2 separate regions of the Homo sapiens genome follow, and region 1 is linked to region 2. A link is a contact called in ENCODE Hi-C or POLR2A ChIA-PET data. All regions are on one chromosome and are shown on one strand. Each heading gives the region's core, a stretch centred on a gene start or an enhancer-like site at or near the end of the contact. The rest is flanking DNA. Distances are from core to core; before and after follow the strand shown. Region 1 has its middle 38 kb from the start of DDAH1. Region 2 holds the start of DDAH1 (dimethylarginine dimethylaminohydrolase 1).

The links. Hi-C counts contacts between places; a loop is a spot of excess contacts on that map. ChIA-PET counts read pairs that join two places held with the same protein, here RNA polymerase II (POLR2A). Pooled maps may share reads with other maps.
Region 1: a map of heart right ventricle shows a loop between it and region 2 (2.6-fold over the local background). The contact joins the enhancer-like site here to the promoter of DDAH1 in region 2. A Hi-C loop is called at or near these places in 3 of 168 maps with a recorded cell type or tissue (Right ventricle myocardium superior, heart right ventricle and posterior vena cava) and 2 of 50 pooled maps. POLR2A ChIA-PET finds 5 or more read pairs at or near these places in 6 of 52 experiments (A549, HCT116, HEK293T and 3 more).

What each region holds. Positions count from the first base shown.
Region 1 is chr1:85,501,564-85,504,291 of GRCh38, reverse strand. It overlaps a transcript of DDAH1 not described here. Among named protein-coding and RNA genes, the nearest start is that of DDAH1, 38 kb to the right of the region's middle. Within about 2 kb of position 1,297, at least 3 of the 41 ENCODE cell types and tissues checked have a DNase peak (open chromatin) inside an H3K27ac peak, as active enhancers do.
Region 2 is chr1:85,463,718-85,466,417 of GRCh38, reverse strand. DDAH1 (dimethylarginine dimethylaminohydrolase 1) reads left to right here and starts at 1,259. Exons shown (of 6, transcript NM_012137.4): 1 at 1,259-1,675. The coding sequence starts at 1,373. RefSeq lists silencers at 1,001-1,410, 1,651-1,850.

The sequences.
Region 1 (2,728 bases), core at 48-2,547, 38 kb before region 2:
CAATGACCCTGCCATCTAGTTTTGTTATACAGTAGATCCAGTATCCTGTACAGTGGGCTATCAACAGAGGGCATGATCTAATAAAACACACATTTATTTCGTGGAGTTATAGAGCCATCATCTCTTACTTAGGTTATGACAGCTCCTAATGGGTCTTGGAGTCTTGAGGTCTTATGCTCTTGCTTCCCTACAATGCAGCCTACGCTGCAGCCAAAGCGATCTTTGAGCAATATCATCACAGCATGCCAGTCTGTTTGAAACCTTCCAATCCTTTCCCTGTATTTATAATAAAATCCAAACTCTTTACTGTGGACTTGTAAGCCCTACCTGATCTGGGCTAGTCTGTCTGTCTGACCGCATCCCCTGTGATTCACCTCCTGGATCGTTACATTGCAGCAATACTGAAGTTCTCCCTCCCTAGACTGACCTTTTCCCCCATCATCACCTGCCACTTAGCCCAGAGGTCACCTTAGAGATCTTCCCTCATCTCCCTATCTCATGTTTTCCTGCCACTATTTCCTATCCCATCTTCCTGCTTTATTTTCTTCTCATCACTTACCACTGTCCAATATTGTACTTATCAGTAGGTGATGTTAGTTTGTGTGTTTATTGGAAGCTCCATGATAGCAGGCATCTTGTCTATCTTGTATTCCAAGTACTGGGAACAGAACCTGGTACCTTCATGGGCTTAGTAGATAGATAGATGGATGGATAGATAGATGGATAGATAGATAGATAGATAGATAGATAGATAGATAGATAGATAGATAGATGAACTTTAAAGAACATCAGCCGGGTGCAGTGGCTTATGCCTGTATTCTCAGCACTTTGGGAGGCCCGAGGTGGGTGGATCACCTGAGGTCAGGAGTTCGAGACCAGCCTGGCTAACATGGTGAAAACCCGTTTCTACTAAAAATACAAAAAATTAGCCTGGTGGCGCATACCTGTAATCTCAGCAACTCAGGAAGCTGAGGCAGGAGCATCGCTTGAACCCAGGAGGCGGAGGTTGCAGTGAGCTGAGACCACACCATTGCACTCCAGCTTGGGCAACAAGAGTGAAACTCCATTTCAAACAAATGAACAAACAAAAAGATAAAGAACATCTATATAGTCTAATATATTTCAACTTTTTTAAAGCAAGGAACTCTTATCAAACAAAATGTTTGTTTTTAAATTATTAATTTGGTTGTTGGGGTTTTTTTTTAACTTATTTCTTGACAATTAATAGGATTCCATACACATAAAAAGTTCTTAGCAAACACTTAACAATTTACTGAGTCCGTGTTCAATGAGATCCACCACCAGGGGGACATCAATCCACTGACTGGTAGCTATGGATAGTGAGAAAATCTGGCTGAAGGAGAAGCAGATCTGACTCCAGGAGACAAAGGCAGGCAGAGGCCCCGAGTGTTCTGGTAGTGTGACTCCTCCAGGGCTTCCCCATGGCTCTGCAGACAGAGGTGGTAGGAGGCAGGAGAGGCAGGGCTATCTCTGGAGAACCCAGAAGAGAAGCAGCAAAAGAGGACTCTTTAATGCAGGCCAGGCTTCAGTGAGAAACTGCCTGGCCTGGAGCAGCCCTGTACCAGTGGCTGCAGCACTGCAGAAACAATGGCAGTGGTGGTGGCGGTGGGGATAGGTGGAAGCAGCAGTGGTGGTGATGCCACAAGAAAAACTTCTTAGGGAGGTACTAAGATGGGAAGCAGCCTCTTACCAGGCTGAAGCCAGAGGGATCTGAGAAGGGGGCAATGATGGCAGTGACAAGCAAGGGACAGCAAGGAGGTCCTCAAAAGTGTCACATTTTCCCAGGAGAAAGGAAGAGATTCAAAGAACTGAAATTCCAGCAGTTGAGCATGTGTGATCTCAGTCAGAGCCACTGGCTTTGTTGTCATTTGGTTGTGTTTACTTTTCAGTATCATTCTCAAGAATTAAGCAAGATAACATGTGCAAAGCATCTAGCAGAGTGCGTGGGGTGTAGTCAGCAAATGTCGTTTCCTCTCGTTGTTGGGCAACCACCAGTAGCACCATATCAGAATTAAAGGTGAATAGAGGAATACTGTGTTAAGCTCTGAGGAAGAAACAATGATAAATTAGACATTGTCCGTGTCTTCAAAGAGTTTACAATATGGAAGTGACATGATCGTTCAAAAGGCAGAAAGTGCAAAGTGCTGTCTGAAGCAGTGCCAATAAAGTGTTAAGTATGTTCATATATACTTATACCTGGCATAAATTCCAGCGTAGCAGACTGGATAAGCTTTATGGAGAAAGTTTGGATTTTAAAGAATGAATATAATTTAGGCATGGGAAGCATGGTTAAAGGATAAAGAGGAGGAGAAGGTAGTGAAAGAATAATAAGAAATTTAGGAGGAAAATCAAGATTAGAGTTCTAAAAACCAGGGAGAATTTCAAACAGGAGATGATGAGCAAAAGTATCCAGTGTGAAGGACTTCTGCTTCTGGCTTTGATGAAGTTACTAGTACCAGCCCTCTTGCCATAAATAGCTGTAAAACTGGACAAAATATATGGAGCAACTGTTTTCAGACGTTGAAATTCACCCAGTGTTGAACTTTGATCCCTGGGAAAAGGGAAACACATGAGATGAAACCCTTGGTCACCTTGTCTTTTTTCCTGGCGGCACAGCAAAATGGAGCCCAAGTTGATAATGGTTGCTTTACTGTTCTGAGGAGGCAGAGATCACAGTTCAGGGTGGTTGAGGTGGTTGGAATTTGTA
Region 2 (2,700 bases), core at 10-2,509:
TTAGCCGCGAGTGGTGGCGTGCACCTGTAGTCCCAGCTACTCAGGAGGCTGAGGCAGGAGAATTGCTTGAACTGGGGAGGCAGCAGTTGAAGTAAGCCGAGATCGTGCCACTGCACTCCAGCCTGGGCAACAAGAGTGAAACTCCGTCAAAACAAAACAACAACAAAAAACAAAAAAAACTCCTCAAATGTGAAGCTGAGAATTTTGAAGCTCATTTATAAATTCACACCACCCTTGTGGGAGGGGAGAGAAGGCAGATCACATCTCTGGGCTCAGTTGGGGCAACCATTCTAGGATGCTCAGAGAGACCTGCTCCTAGAAATCCAGAGTTTCCTAAAAGCTGGGATCAGAGTTCTGGCAAGAAGGCTGTAGCCTGGGCCTTGGCCCTAGACCACCAAAAAAGTGAATACAGGCTTAGGCAGTGTTCATAGAGGCCCAGCATCTGGAACAAGGGTGCTGCTGTAGTCTGTGCTGGTCAGACCACACAGGAAGAATTGTTTATTTTCCGGATACTATGATTTTAAAAGGATACAAGCAAATTGGTGTGTATCAAAAGGAAGCTGACCAGAATGTTGAAGGGACTTGGAAACCAAATCACTAGTTACTTTTCAGTGGTTTGGGCTCCAGGACTGGAGGGGGTTTAGGGTGGGGGGTAGAGGATGGTGTTAGGCAGCATAGATAATTAGAACTGTTTTCAGATATGCAAATGCTGTTTTGTGAAAACACACACACACGCGAACACACACAAAACAAGAAAAACTTGTACTTTAGGTAAGGCCAGAAAACAGAACTGGGACCCGTGGGATTTAAGCTCAACATGAAGAATCTGTAAACCATTATAGCTCTTCAAAAGTGGGCTAGACTTTGTAAGCACGCAAGGTTTAAACTGTTCAGGTAAAGACCAGGAAGCCCTCCAGCTGCTCTGTCCAGACCGAGGCCGGCTCTCCAAGTCCGCGCTGGGGACGATGGGAGGTGTGCACCTGCGACAGAACACAGGTACCGCCAGGTCCGGGTAGCGGTGGCTTTTCGCCGAGGTCCCCCGCCTCCGCATACTTCTTGCCCTCGCTGCTTCCCCGGCCGCCTCTCCTGGCCCCACTCCTCGCCCGGCGCTCGCCGCTACAACTCCCGCCTGGGCTGGCGCGAGACCCGCGAGCGCCGGAGTGGGCGCGCGGGATGCGCGCGGGCCGGCGCCCGGAGCTCTGGGCATGCTCAGTCGCGCGGGCAGGGCTCCGGGCGCGAGCTGGGCTCCTTCTGCACCACATTCAGCGGCTGCCAAGAGGAGCCGACGGGCGCTCGCAGGCTCAGCGCGCGCTGCCCGCGGCAGGACCCGGCCGCCTCCGCCGCCGCCGCCGCCCCTAAGCCTCCCGAAGCCATGGCCGGGCTCGGCCACCCCGCCGCCTTCGGCCGGGCCACCCACGCCGTGGTGCGGGCGCTACCCGAGTCGCTCGGCCAGCACGCGCTGAGAAGCGCCAAGGGCGAGGAGGTGGACGTCGCCCGCGCGGAACGGCAGCACCAGCTCTACGTGGGCGTGCTGGGCAGCAAGCTGGGGCTGCAGGTGGTGGAGCTGCCGGCCGACGAGAGCCTTCCGGACTGCGTCTTCGTGGAGGACGTGGCCGTGGTGTGCGAGGAGACGGCCCTCATCACCCGACCCGGGGCGCCGAGCCGGAGGAAGGAGGTAACTGCCGACTCGAGGGGCGCGGCCGGGGCGCGCGCCAGGCCCTCCCCCGCCGCCGGCCGCCGTGTTGCCTGGGGAGTCGCGCCATTGGCCCTCGGGCTAGTAGTTCACAACTTCCCGTCGGGGGGCGAGTGTGTGTGTGTGTGTGTGTGTCAGAGAGTCAGAGAGAAGTTCATTGTTCACACCTCCCGGCTGCCGGCAGCCTTCTGGAGGATCCGATTCAATGTGGTTGTACGGTCTCGGGCAGGTGGGTGGGCGGGGGATTCCGTCTCACGGGCATTTTTATTTGTGAAAATTAAACGGCAGCGACGACAGTGCAACTCTGAGTGTTTCCCAGGGAGCGAGGGCCGCGAGGGGTGCCGCTCCGGTAGGGCGGGTGGAGGCTGGGCGTCCCTCCAGGGGGCAGCGCCAGTCGTGACACCGAAGCCCCCAAGTCCTGCCTGGCGCTCGGAGCAGGACAAGCTGGATGAATTAACGGGGTGTCGGTGCCCACAGACCTGGGGCTTCTCAAGTTAGTTTTCAGTGGTGGCGAGTGAGTCCCAAAGAACGGGACTAGTAAGTGAATGAATGGAAGGAAAAGTGTTTTGTTGGTGAGCTGTGCTAAATGTGTGCATGAATGGGCTAGGTTTGAAAAGCTGTACTCTGTGCGGTGTTGGGTGTGTGTGCTAGCGAGCGTGTTTAATTAGAGATGGTTGTTTCACAAATTCCATAATTTTTATTCTCTATATTTTTAAACTCACAGCAATTAAGAGAGTTTTTCTGTTCTCAAGGGTTGTAACTACTTTGAAATACTGCAGCTTGTGAAATGGCTGATTGCTTTAAGTGCAATGTAGGTTAGTGGGGAGAGACAAATAGAGTGAGATTGGATTTTAAAATGCCATCTGGCCTGGGATTCTTCTCATTGCCAGTTAAGAGCCCAGGCTCAAGACTCCGTTGCTATTGGCATCCAGTGGCATTGCAAGAAGCTAGTGGTTTCTTTCATTTCTGGAGATTTAAGAATTTTTTTTCTATTTTGTCTGTATTCA